Linked DNA regions of Mus musculus: region 1 is linked to region 2. The links are chromatin loops, found by intact Hi-C in ENCODE. Cell type or tissue: left cerebral cortex. All regions are shown on one strand. Links, peaks and the distances in the headings refer to the core of each region. The heading gives the core; the rest is flanking DNA. Region 1 has its middle 62 kb from the start of Gm23503. Region 2 overlaps Slc38a11 (solute carrier family 38, member 11).

Evidence for each region. Hi-C counts contacts between places; a loop is a spot of excess contacts. Peaks named below come from ENCODE experiments on the same cell type or tissue, not always from the same donor. Only the 100,000 strongest peaks of a DNase experiment are listed, where the experiment ranks them.
Region 1: a loop joins it to region 2, with 4 times the contacts of the local background. A loop is called at or near these places in 1 of 42 quality-filtered maps.

What each region holds. Positions count from the first base shown.
Region 1 is chr2:63,490,781-63,497,532 of GRCm38, reverse strand. No RefSeq gene overlaps it. Among named protein-coding and RNA genes, the nearest start is that of Gm23503, 62 kb to the right of the region's middle. In left cerebral cortex, for the core only: no CTCF peak of the experiment used is centred there; no DNase peak of the experiment used is centred there.
Region 2 is chr2:65,338,271-65,345,022 of GRCm38, reverse strand. All of the region lies in intron 7 of Slc38a11 (solute carrier family 38, member 11), which reads left to right. Among named protein-coding and RNA genes, the nearest start is that of Slc38a11, 22 kb to the left of the region's middle. In left cerebral cortex, for the core only: no CTCF peak of the experiment used is centred there; a DNase peak (open chromatin) is centred at 2,759.

The DNA.
Region 1 (6,752 bases), core at 972-4,971, 1.8 Mb after region 2:
ATGAAAGACCTGTTCTTTACAAGGATGATCAGTCTTGCCTCTTAAGATATTGCTGTGGAATAATAAAGATCACTACATTAATATATGAGAATAACACCATCATACATCTTTAGCATATGACTCTGGGATAACGATTTTAGTTAAAACTATATTCTCTTAGTCATTCACGTCTACAATAGGTGTTTGTATCCTAAAGTCATTCTTCTGAAGGGGTGCCATTTGGTTTATGTTACTAATGTGTCAGGCATTTACAATTACAAAGGAAATACAATTGAGACAAAAGCATTTCTAATCCAATAGGATTTGATTAACCATTAATGCTAAATGGAAAGTTCATGACCTGAGCCTAATGGGCCTTTTACAAGTTGTAGTGGACAATTAGGCAACTCAGCAGTGAAACTGGCTTTAAGGAGCAGATTTTGCCTGCCAGCCGTTCTCAGGTTTGGATTTCACTGGATCGAGTTCTGAAAGGTCAGCACTGGCTGGATGAGCAGTCCAGAACTGCAGATGGCAATGTAGTCACCTGACAACTCTGGGGCTCCCCAACCTGCTGCACTGGCTCAAGTTCACCGAAAGGTCACAGCAGGGCCTGTATGATGACTCTCCAACACACAATTCCCAGAGATTCTCTTTTCTATACTGTGTGTAATAAAATATATGCTTTGTCTCCTAGTCTTGGGAAAAGAACGTGCTGATATTAGCACAGGGGTGAGGTTGCAGCTTATCTATGAAAAGCAGTCTGATATGGGGTCTCCTTCTTTGTAGGGGTATTCTTACCATAATCAAACAATGCCAGAAACATCAGAGACATAATGCATTTGCATCTAAAAATTCAGTAACAGTCTATGTGTACTTGAGCCACTTGCGTCATTGCCTTGACCTTTAGCTTTATTTCCATGTATAAAATACAGAAAACAGTTTTATTCATCTCTTGCCTTGGCATATTTGGGGAGATGACAAGCATACCATGTCTAGCACTGGCAAACCTAGTCATCTATGAATGCACTGTCCATTTCTTTCTGATGGAAAGATTTTATGAGAAATTCCAGAAAAATAAGTGAAAATAATATTTCCTTACTTTTGAAAATGTGAGTGAAGATTAGTATGTGGAATGACTTTCACATATTACCTCTCAAGCTTTAAAAATCATTCCCAAAAGAAAATTAGATCACTTCAATTAATCTATAAACATTATATTCAATATGTTACTCCTTTAACAATCTCAGGCTGTTCTTGATTGGGTTAAAACTATTATATTCTTTATACTTCAATAGCATTTTAAAAATTTCACAGTTGCATAAATTGAGGACATCCAAAACTGCACTTGAACTAGGGTAGAAAAGATTTGGCATATTATTAGAACATCGTTTAACCCAGAACAAAATCAAATAAAAATCTTTTTAGTCTTGTTATTTTTACCAAAGTCAAAGCTAGGTTTAATGCCAACTTTAGCAGAGTGTTACATTTAGCAGAGTGCCACAGACCTGAAATTCTGAATATTTCTCCTTCACAGTAGAGAGAGAAAGATTATACCCATACTTAAAAGTGTAAGTCCCCACAAAAGGAGAAGAAAGTTCTAGAGTTTTAAACAATGAGATCATTTTCCTTCCAGGAAGCCTCTTTCTTACAGTTAAAAATAGATTACAGATCTGGAAGTAGTTTTTCACACCACTCTTACATAAGCTGTTGGCAAGGACTCCTCAGATATATATATATATACACACATATTTGTTTGTTTGTTTATTATGTATACAGTGTTCTGTCTGAATGTCTGCCTGCAGGCCAGTAGAGGGCCTCAAATTTCATTATAGATTGTCATGAGCCTCCGTGTGGTTGGTGGGACTTGAACTCAGTACCTCTGGAACAGCCAGTGCTCTTAACCCTTCAGCTACCTCTCTAGCCTGACTCCTCAGATTTTGTACCTGAAAGTTTTTGGGAAATAGTTTTGTTTGGAGGTCAGATTGTAAACTTTTAAGTGAGAACAAGTGTGAACAATAATTTAAGGTATGCGATTTTGAAGTATTTTCACAGAACAGTAATTAAAGATGGATTGATAGTGGCAATGTAGCCAGCTGTGTGCTCCAATCATATTAGAAAACCTGTCTACAGTTCATAGAATCCGCTGAAAGTCCCTAGGAAAACCAGCCAAGAGCATAGTGGAGGAAGGGCTAGATATACAGTCTTTTAAGTCTCAGGTTGATTTCATGTCGCTGCATGTGCTAGAAAATTGAGAAGGACTTGTTTGTGTGGTTGGTACAGATCAAAGGAAAAGGCTCATTGTCTAGTAGCTTGTTCCTGACTAAACACTTCTGCCTCTTAGATCAGAAAGGATAAGGCTATTTTCCTATGAGAAACCATTCAGGTATAATTCCTACCTTGTTCTTTTAGAATAGTGTTATGTGTGTATGTATAAAGAAAAGGAATAATGACTTAGAGATAGAAACTGGCAGTTGACTTTTACTTAAGAGTTCCATCCAGTATGTGGGCAGCTGCTGTGCTGAATAGCTCCTGTCTTTGAGTAGCACCTCCTTTGAAGATGTTTCTTAAAGTGAATGTTCATACACGTGTGGCCATGATTTCCTTTCATGGTCATCCTCCAAGTTTTCTTTTTTGAGTTGTGGTTCCAGGAACCAAGACTTCTCTTCGCTGTCAAGGTGAGATAATCAGTATTTTCTCCAGCACCTCGATCTGCTACCAGATTTATTTCCCTGGAGGCAGTAGCTGTTGTGACAGTTGGAGCATTCCAGTACTCCTGCCTTTCTGTGCTAGTCTCCCACAGCTCACAGGTCCTTCAATTACAGGAGGTGCCTTAAGTGCATCAGCTTAAGTGGTTCCTATGGAAGCCGGTCCTGAAATGTCACCCTCTCCATTTCTGAAGCCAGTCCTCATTTGTTTTTCCATCCCAAGTGTCTTCATAGTCGTGACACAGCCTAGCCTGCTTTGCAGGGTCAAGCTGTCCCTTCATAGTCAGGGTCGGGGGAAGCTGATGAAATTCCTTCACGCTGAGGGTTTAAGAGCTTAATGATGAACACTCCCTTGAGTATCTTCATTTTGAAAGAGATTGCCTGGAGAGGTTATTGATTTACTTTGAAAAATGGATTTCTAATCCTGGAATTTCATCCAAAGAAGGGAAGAAAGTTTATTTGGTGGGAGAAACTCTGCCACCATCCTTTTCTGTCCAGACACTAAACAGAAGCAGCTACTGTATATGTCCTCTGTAAAAAATGTCTTCTAGTTGAAGGCAGAACCTTTGACTAGGATGTCATGATAACACTGATGAAGACTATGCAAAGAAATAAAGGAAACGAGTGACTGCACCATCACCCCACAGCAGCTTAAAGAAGAGACAATGGTCTAGAAGGCCCACACTTGTGAGATAAAACTCTTGAAGACCATATTTAAATTACTTTGCTATTTTTTTATAAAGGTGGTGTTTCACAACTGAAGTAGATAAAAATAAAAATATATTAACAATAAATATAATAAAAAGCATGCCAAGTGATAGAGTCTCTTTAATCCATCATATCTTCCTATTTATTTATTTATTTATTTATTTATGGAATGTACATAAGAGTTAAAAGATTCATCTACTATAGGAGCAGGTACAGAGACCAACACCCAGATGCTATTGTGATAGTGTATAAACTACAAGTGTCCACCATGATCTTTTCCTATGAAACTGGGGAACCTTGTAGAAGACAGGGAGGAAACATTGTGGGTCAGAGGGAATGGAGGATAGTAGGAGAATATGGCCCATTGAGTCAACTAAGCAGGGCACATATGGGCTCACATAGACCATGCAAGCATGGTGCCTTCATGGGTCTCACACCAGGTCCCCTGTGTATATATTATTGTTAGCTTGCTGTTTATTTTTCTTTGGGGGGGGGACTCCTATCAGACTGGGTGTATCTGACTCTTTTGCCTACTCTTGGGACTCTTCTCCTCCTGTTGGGTTGTTGTCTCGTGTAGCCTTGATATGAGGGCTTTTGCCTTGTCTTGTTGAGTCTTATTTTGTCTATGGTATCATCTTTTTGAGGCCTGCTATTTTCTGAAGAGGAAAAAGGATGGATTGGTTGTTCTGAGAAGGGTAGATGAGAAGTACCTGGGAGGAGTGCATGAAGGGGAAATTGTGACTGGGATGTGGTATGAGAGAAGAATCTATTTTCAATTTTAAAAAGGAATAAAACAAAACAAAGTCAAGAAAGATTAGAACAAGATGTTCACTTGGTAATTGAATATCAAAAATGACTTCAAAAGGTAATGACATCATATTCATCCCAACAATTTAAAAATGGATAAAATTACCGGTAGCAATGGTTGTTTTTACATTAAACAATGAAAAAATGCAATTCCACAAGACAATATATAAAACTGTCTTTAGCTAGTTCAGAAGAAACAGAAATTAACTCTACCAGCATAGAGAAAAGCCTAAATAGTTGATTGACTGAACAGGGAACATAAGCCATTTTCTTTAGAGTACTCTGACACTACGTATTTGTATTGTACACTAGTCCTAAACAGTTGCTGAGTTTCTGAATCTTTTACTTAGCCCTCTTTTATAATGCAATGGTAGTTTCTAATATTCTACTATGACTGACTTCACAATACTTTATATGGTAATTCAGAAAGAGTAATAACTAACCCCTTAAAGATTTTTAACTGAGAAGAGGTGATTGCTTGAACAAATTAACTAGAAAGAAATAACCAAGCAAACAAATACTCATCATTTTTAAAACTGAACAATGAAAATAATTTTCGTTTAACACCTGGAAGAGACAATAGAGAAATACCTTGTCATCTATAATGACTTCATACATGAGCAAACTCAAAGTCCAAAGACATTTTGACTTGTTTACTCAAAATAAAACATAGTAATATAGAAACAAATAATTTCTAAGAAGTAGTTCTATATGGCATTAATTATTACTTGATAACTCTTTGTATACCTAATCTAGGTTACTATATAGAGAGAGTTCAAGATAGGCATGGTGCCACTTTTTTCATTAATTTATTTATTCACTTTTATATCCCAATCACAGCCCTCCTACTCCTCCTCCTCCTGCATTTCTTTCCTCACAGTCTATCCCTCCCCATGCCCCTTCCCCTTCTCCTCTGAGGAGGGAGAGCTCCTCTGGATATCAACCCAAGCTGGTAAATCAAGTCTTCAGGACTAAATGCATCCTCTCCCACTGAAGCCAGACAAGGTAACCCAGTTAGGAGAACAGGATCTACAGGCAAGCAAAGACCAATGGAGTAAACTAATCTGGGCCTTTGGGGTCTCCCAGAGACTGAACCACGCACCAAAGAGCAAGCAGGGCAAAGTTTTAATGAACTTTTATTCATTTTATCTACTTTTATTTTAAACCCAGGTCCAGAATCACCAACATCACAGTGTTCTCATATGAACATAAAAAAAAAAGGTCTTTTAGGTAGCAGGAATCCCTTTCCTTTACCCCTCCTAGTTTTATTGGTACATAAGAATGACAGCTTATAACAAATTTGCTCCTGGGAGAAATTTATGTAGCTCTCATTGGCTAGAGCTCCCCACGTAGGCTAGACAAACTGAACAATCTAGTGTTTTTGTTGTTGGATGAATTCTTATGATCAAATTAGGTCCTCAATCTTTGATGAAAACGTACTCTACAAGCTGAGACATCACCACAGAGTTTCATTTGTGGTTGAAGAGTACAGATTTTATAGGCTCAACAAAGAAGTTACAAGTTAAAATGATTGACTATGTTTAACTCGTTGGTTGGGTTAGTCTAAGTGAGTTCCCAAGAAACATAGCTTTTGCTATTGCCCTTGGATGCCTCCTAGAAGCTGAAAGCTAAATCTCTATTACTGAAGACACTGTCCACTTAGGTCAGTGGTTCTAAAACTATGGGTAGAAACCTCTTGTGGGGTTTCATATATCAAAAATCCTGCATATTAGAGATTTATATCACAATTCATGACTGTAGCAAAATTACAATTATAATGTAGCTGCAAAATAATTTGTGATTAGGGATAACCACAATATGGTGAACAGCATTAGCAAGGTTAAGAACCACTGCTTAGGCTACAGAACTTGGTCTTAGAAGATTAAACCTGGATCTAATTTAAGTCTATTTTCATCAGTGTAGCTTTCATTGTACCTGTCCATCTATCAATGGACAGATTCAGTCAACAGTCTTGTCCACTTCTTAGCACAGTGAACCACACCAAATGCCAGCATGGCAAGAGAGCCATTGTGGAATGATGTAATGTGTAAACTAATGGTGATGATTATACCTTGGCAGTAACCCTCTGCTGTCCATCTGGACATTAGGTCTTCTTAACAGGAGGGGAACACAGAGATACTGAGGTCATGGATCTATGAGGAGAATCTACCAATGCTTTTCTAGACCAGCAGAATTCATAATTGCATTCTAAAACCATGTACACATAGATTAGTATAGTTCTCACTCCTCATCAGAGAAGCTTGTCCTTGCAGCAAATGGAGATGATTATAGCACTAGAGTTCTTAATGCAGAGTTTACTTGATGATGGGATTCCCTGCTAAATAAACACATCTACAAAATAAGTCCAACACACCAGGCTTATGGTGCATTTTGAAAGATAGACTGTAAGAACAAGAGCAGCTGGAAGTCTCCTGTGATATTGTATCTACTGGAAATGACAGTGAACTTCCACTCATGACATCTTAACAACCTGACTATTTAAACAAGACCTAAACAACAAAAATACCAGAAGCCATACTAACATGGAAGGGA
Region 2 (6,752 bases), core at 1,105-5,104:
CGGGAACAGATTCAGAACTTGAGATTTTAGCTTTGTAAATTTGGAGCTTTTACCAAAAGGAATTGAGAAGAGTTCTCTACTTAGAAATAAAATGATCATTTTTCTTGTTGAATTTTCTCTTTTCACCTCTTAAGCATCTTCTTGTAGGGTACTTGATGTCTTTCATCTTGCTACAAGTACCCAGAGAACAGAGGTCACACTTGCTCTTTCATACTGCATGCTTAGCTCTCCAGAATGTTCAGCCCAGACTTCAGTGCTCAGCAAAGAAATGCCAGATCACCAGTTGGACGGCTATCATATGCCTTTTTGCTTTAATCAGTTCATCCCCAGGTTTGGCCGAAGTTTACTTTCAAACCCAGATCATAATGACCACTAACCCCCACTTTTCTATCACTAGCTTCCCCCACTACATAGATACTGTGTTTAAGGCATAACTAGAGTTTTGTTGATTCTGGGTAAAAGTCTGCTTGGAGTATACAAAGAAATCTTTTGCTAAACCATAGATGGCTTGGAAGAGACCAAGATGAAGGGAAGAATTTGCTGCAGTGTAAAATTCTTGTCTTCTTGTCGAGCTGACAGAGAGCGGCAGTTCTGAAACAGAAGTGTGGACAGATAAAGCTCCTGTTTTAATTGGGCTATTTTTACAGCCCGAGGTAAGGGCAAAGGGAGAACAGAAGCCTGGAAGAAGGCTGACTATACCAAGAGTCCAGGCACAGGATAACTGGTACAGTATATGTACATGGATAGTAGACATGAAGAAGGAGGAACCTTTAAGCTGATAAAGTTAATTAGACTTAGTGACTATGGGAAGGGGCTAAGGGAGCAAGAGCTGCATAGAGTGATGATTGATACCAAGGTTTTTAGCTTAAACAACTAGATTTATAGGTGGTCCAGAACTCACCACCAAAGGCTGAAACAGATGAGTCTAGTGTCAATCAATGCCTATTGAGTCAGTTGTTCTAGGTTATGGGGCTACAAAGGTAGATATAACCCAGTCGCCCTCTGTGGAACTATTAAAGTTTATTGAGGGTAGAGTTGGGCATATAACCATCAGAGATCCAAAGAACACTTATAATTCTAGCAAATATTTATCATATTAAAAAATTACGAGTCTGGGGAGAGATACTTCAGTCATTATGTGCCTGTAGCGAAAGCATGGGGACCTGAATTCAAATCTCCAGAGTCCCTTTTGTAAAGCTAAATTATTGGTGTATGCTTGTGATCCCAGCACTAGGAAAATGGAGACAGGAAGATTTCTGGGCTCGCTGGCCAACCAGTCTCAACCAATCCAGGTTCACTGAAAAAAAATCCACCCCCTCCCCCCCAAAAGATAGTAACATCATAGCAGGCAGCCGTTGAAGAGATCTCTTAAAAACTGTGATAGGCTGGGCAGTGGTGGCGCATGCCTTTAATCCCAGCACTTGGGAGGCGAGGCAGGCAGATTTCTGAGTTCAAGGCCAGCCTGGTCTACAGAGTGAGTTCCAGGACAGCCAGGGCTACACAGAGAAACCTTGTCTCGAAAAAAACCAAAAACAAACAAACAAACAAACAAACAAAAAACAAAAAAAAACCCAACAACAACAAAAAAACCCAACAAAAACAAAAATAAAAAACCTGTGAAAGGATGATGAAATATTGTTCTCCACAACAGCTGCCTTCCAGCAGGTCTGCAAAAGGAGAAAGGCTTAGCTCTATTGAAGGGGCAGGCCACTGAGAGTCTGAGCAAGCCCCAGTAAGTATAACGTTAACACTCATTAGACTTTTCTCTTTTTGCTGGGGTGAGGTCACAAGGGAGTGGGTGGGCAGGGAAGGAAGTGAATGTGGTAGGGGTGTATGATGTGAAATCCTCAAAGAATAAATAGAAATATTATGTTGGGGGAAGAAGGGTATGGTAGAAAAGTGACCGAGGAAGACACTGGTGTTGTCCTCTGACCTTTACACACTCATGTTCTTACACACACCCATAATGGTGTTCTTCAAATGAATACACAAAACACACAGCAACAGCAATAATGATGCTATTGATGGTTTCTGAGGTAAGATCCTACTCTACTCCCTCCCACCTGCTTGTTTGTGTGAAATCAACCCAGCAAGAGCACTTAGTGAAGAGTCGGCAAGGGAATCAAAGATTAGATGATAATTAGAATCAAAGGAAGTTGATATCTCAAGTGATGAAACATGTCCATGATTACATGACTTGTTTCACGTGGGTCATTTTTTTTCTTTGTGTGTGATTTTTAAAAAAAGATTTACTTATTATTATATGTACGTATACTGTAGCTGTCTTCAGACACGCCTGAAGAGGGCGTCAGATCTCATTACGGATGTTTGTGAGCCACCACGTGGTTGCTGGGATTTGAACTCAGGACCTTTGGAAGAGCAGTCAGTGCTCTTACCCACTGAGCCATCTCTCCAGCCCGTGGGTCATTTTTTTGTAAGAACAAAAGTAAATTCTGTCACCACCACCACCACCCCCCAAAAATCAACATTAAGTTTTCTGAAAATTTAAATCAAAGTTTAAAAATTGTATTTAAAGTCAGTGAATCCATTTTGACATTGAGAGTAATCACAAGGGAGGATTTTTTTTTTTTCCTGCCAGCTCATGTCAAACACAGATCTGTATCAAGGAGTCTGACACAAATGCGCTGGGAGGGAGCGGTGGCTGAGGAGCCAGCTGGTGCCGAGCCTGGGGAAGTGGTCAGCTCTGCCTGTCACTTAGAGCTTGTGCTATGACAGAAAACAGGAAACGCTGAGCTGTGCCTAGGGGTAGCCAGAGCATTTAACTCTAAGCTGTGTCTGATTGAAGCAGTTAATTTAGAGCAGGTTCTGCCTACACGGATCACTCGGAAGCATCCTGTGCTCTGCGGAAGAGTTTGAGTGTGCGCTACCAGAAGGTACGAGGTGTTCTGAGCCTCCTGGCCCAGAGGTGCAGTGTCCTAAGGTCCAGCAGGAATACCTCGAAGCTTGGTTGTTGTTTTGGTGTTATTTATTAGAAACAGGGGCTCAATATATAGTCTAGGCTAGCCTGAAATTTGCTTTGTAGACCAGGCTAGCCCAAGCTTACAGACATCCACTTGCCTCTGCCTCCTGAGAGCTGAGATTTCAGGTGAGACACCATGCCCAGCCTGAAGCTTGTTTTTAATCACTTCATAAAGACAGGGTTGTTTGGTAGGACAACATTTCTGATCCCTCGGCCATTATGAAGATAACAAATTTAAGTTTCTAATCAATACAAGATGCAGGACTCCAAGGATCCAAACCATCACCCACATCTGGCAGCTCACCACCAGCTGCAACTCCAGCAACGGAGGAGCTTATGTCTTCTTCTGGCCTCTTCAGGCATGCCCATATATGACATATGCTCTCACAGACATACATATAAGTAAAAATGATTAAAAATAAGTTTTTTCTTTAAAAGCATAGAGGACTATGTATATAGCTTTGTAGTTAGCATACAGGAAAACCTGATTTTGACCCCCAGCATCCCCCCCCCACCAAAAAGGCTAAACAAAAATTATATAATTAACATCTGTTAAGGTTTTTTTTTATGTAAAGGAAGCAATCATTTCTTTTTGAAGCACTGGTCATTCTACGGCTGCAAACTACTCTATACCAAGCCCAAGGTCACTTCAGACCTTGTAATTCATAGACACTAAAGTTTTCAAAATGAAGTCCCTTGCCTTCTCTTACTCTTCCTTCCTACCCCCTTCTCCCTTTTCCCTGCTTCATTCCTTCTTTCACTTTCCTGTTTGCTGGTTTGCCCTGTTTGACTTTTAGGCTTAATCCCTTTTGTTAACCTTCTTCCAAATGCTCACACAAGAAAGATACTGGGTCACCCTGACTGGCTTCCTGTTCTGCTAAGCCTTCTAGAGAGATCAGCCTCTCAGTTTGTTCCTGTACCACCCACCACCACCCTAGGATCCCACCCCCATCCCCCACGCTCCGCCTCTTCCAGGTTCCAGACACTCTCTCTCCAGGATCCCAAAGCACCCTGTTTTTCTTTGTTTTCCCCTTTTATTGGCACACCCAGGGTAGCTCACTAGTGTCTGAGCCCCGCCCACTCCCAGCTGGCATGACCTAAGCCACTCTTTCTCATGTTGTGTGTCTTCCTCATGATTCTCCACAGTTATGACTTAAACATCCAATTTCTTTTCACAAAATATTTTCTCCTCAGATGTCTCTTCTTTTAGTAAAAGATTCTGGGATCTCAGGACAGAGGGGGAAATCCATGTGTCCTATCCTTGTTTAGTTATATAATCAACAAACTGTACGTGTGTGTGTGTGTGTGTGTGTGTGTGTGTGTGTGTGTGTGTGTGTGTGTGCTGGTACCTGCGGAGGCCAGAGAGATCCAATATGGATAGTGGGAAGAGAACTGGAATCCTTTGGAAGAACAGGAAGTGCTTTCAACTGCCAAATCATCTCTCTAGGCCCAGGTTAAAAGTTTTAGTATTGGTTTACATGGAGGTGTAAGTGCAAATTTTATTATTTCAAAGACATTTTATGCTTTAGAAAAGTTATTTCTCTTTATGTGGAGTTTATACTCTGCTGTGATCTAATGGAAAGGGATGGTATATTAGTCAGGGTTCTCTAGAATATAGAATATATTCTGTATATATTCTACAGAATGACATTTTCTACAGAATGACTTACAGGCTGTGGTCCACTTAATTGAACAATGGCTGCCTATAAATAGAAGTTTCAAGAATCCAATAGTTACTCCCTCCATGAGGATAAATATCTCAGTTGGCATTCTATATATGTTGGAATCCCCAAGAAGTAGGCTCTAATGACAATTATGAGGAATGGACATGCTATTGATATGAAAGCAAGCAGGTAAAAAGTAAAATCCCTAAATAGAAGGAGTGGACTAGATTTCAACTAGGTCTTCCATCTTCAAAAGATCTAGATTAAAGGTGTGTCTTCCCACCACAAATATCCAGATTAGAATGGCCTAGTCGGCCATCACTGGAAAGAGAGGCTCATTGAACACTCAAACTTTATATGCCCCAGTACAGGGGAACGCCAGGGCCAAAAAGTGGGAGTGGGTGGGTAGGGGAGTGGCGGGGGGGGGGAAGGGTATGGGGGACTTTTGGGGAAGCATTGGAATGTAATTGAGGAAAATATGTAATAAAAAATATTTAATAATAAAAAAAAGAAGTAGATCTTCCCACTTCAAGTTAAAAAAAAATCCTCACACATGTGCTCCATTTGGAGGTCTTAGTTAATTCCTGACATAATCAGGTTGACAACCAAGAATAGCCATCACAGGTAGATAAGTAATTCTTTCTCAAAAATTATCCAACTAATTACTGCAACATTATTTCTAATAATGAAAATAAAGAAACAATGTAAGTTTCTACTCCATGATAAATAAGGAAAATACAACAAACACATACAACATAATGCTATTCCACCATTAAAACCAAAACAAAACAAAAATAACAACAACAACAACAAAACTCAAATCATATAATGTGCCACAACAGGGGAATGAAAATCATAAATAAAAATATAAAATAAAGCCACAAACAGAAAGACAAGTATTATATGATCTCGCTCACTTGGGTAATATTTTAAAAGTTGATCTCAGGAAGGGTTTAGTCATACATGTGTTTATTACCATCACTTGGGAGGTGGAAATAAGCAAATCTGTAGGAATCCCAGGCCAGCTAAGGTATATAATGAGAACATGTCTCCAAAAGGCACACAAAAACAGTTACTTTCTTACAAGTTAAAGAGTTAAATGGTTGCCACGAGAGGCTTAGGAGGAGGTATACAAAGACACAATTAACAGAAATAAGTTCTATGTTCTATATTCAGTAGAATGGTTATTGATAATAATAATGTACTGTTTATGGTTAAAAGCTAGAAAAAAGTATTTTACATATTTTTATGATAGAGAATAAATGATTGAGTATGTAAATGTGCATGTGTGTGTGTGTTTGTCCTGATTTAAAATTTACCTGGTCTATACATGTATCACAACAAAATCACAGGGTCCACCATACATATGCAGATTTTTGTTCAGATGAAAAACATAACAAATTTTCTACCAGCTTTATTCTGTGTCCCTTCTTTTTAAGACAGGGTTTCTCTGTGTAGCCCTGGCTGTCCTGGAACTCACTTTGTAGACCAGGCTGGCCTCGAACTCAGAGATCCGCCTGCCTCTGCCTCCCGAGTGCTGGGATTAAAGGATGCACCACCACCGCCCAGCCTGAGCCCCTCCTTTACCTGCCAGTTTCTAGTCTATGTTACTCTACATGTGATCCAAAGATTAAAAAAAGAAAAAGTAAGAAATATCAGAATTAGTGTTTAGATGAAATCTTTGAGAGTCAACCCTTGAAAATATTCCTTCACTTAAAACCACAAATTTTGTTTTACGTACATGTGCCTGTTTAAGCATACAATATGAGTTTGATTCGGTAAAATTGTAGGAAAACAGCTTGCTTGCTATGACTAAGAAAATAAATACTGAATCATATGCTTTTGTGTATGTGCTAAAATTCATAGGCTTACCCACACTAATGTGTTAACATGGTAAGTGTACTAACAGATGTTTCTATGAGACTAGCCTGGCATTGATTATGAAGGCCATTTCTGGTGATGTATTAATCATACAAATTGCTTGAACGTATTGCTAATATCTTTGTATTTTGACATTTGTCATCTAAAAGCAGAAAGACTGTAATTTCATTGGTTTTTCAGCTAGGTTGGGTATCAAATTTTATGTCATCTCATAAATTATACCAGGA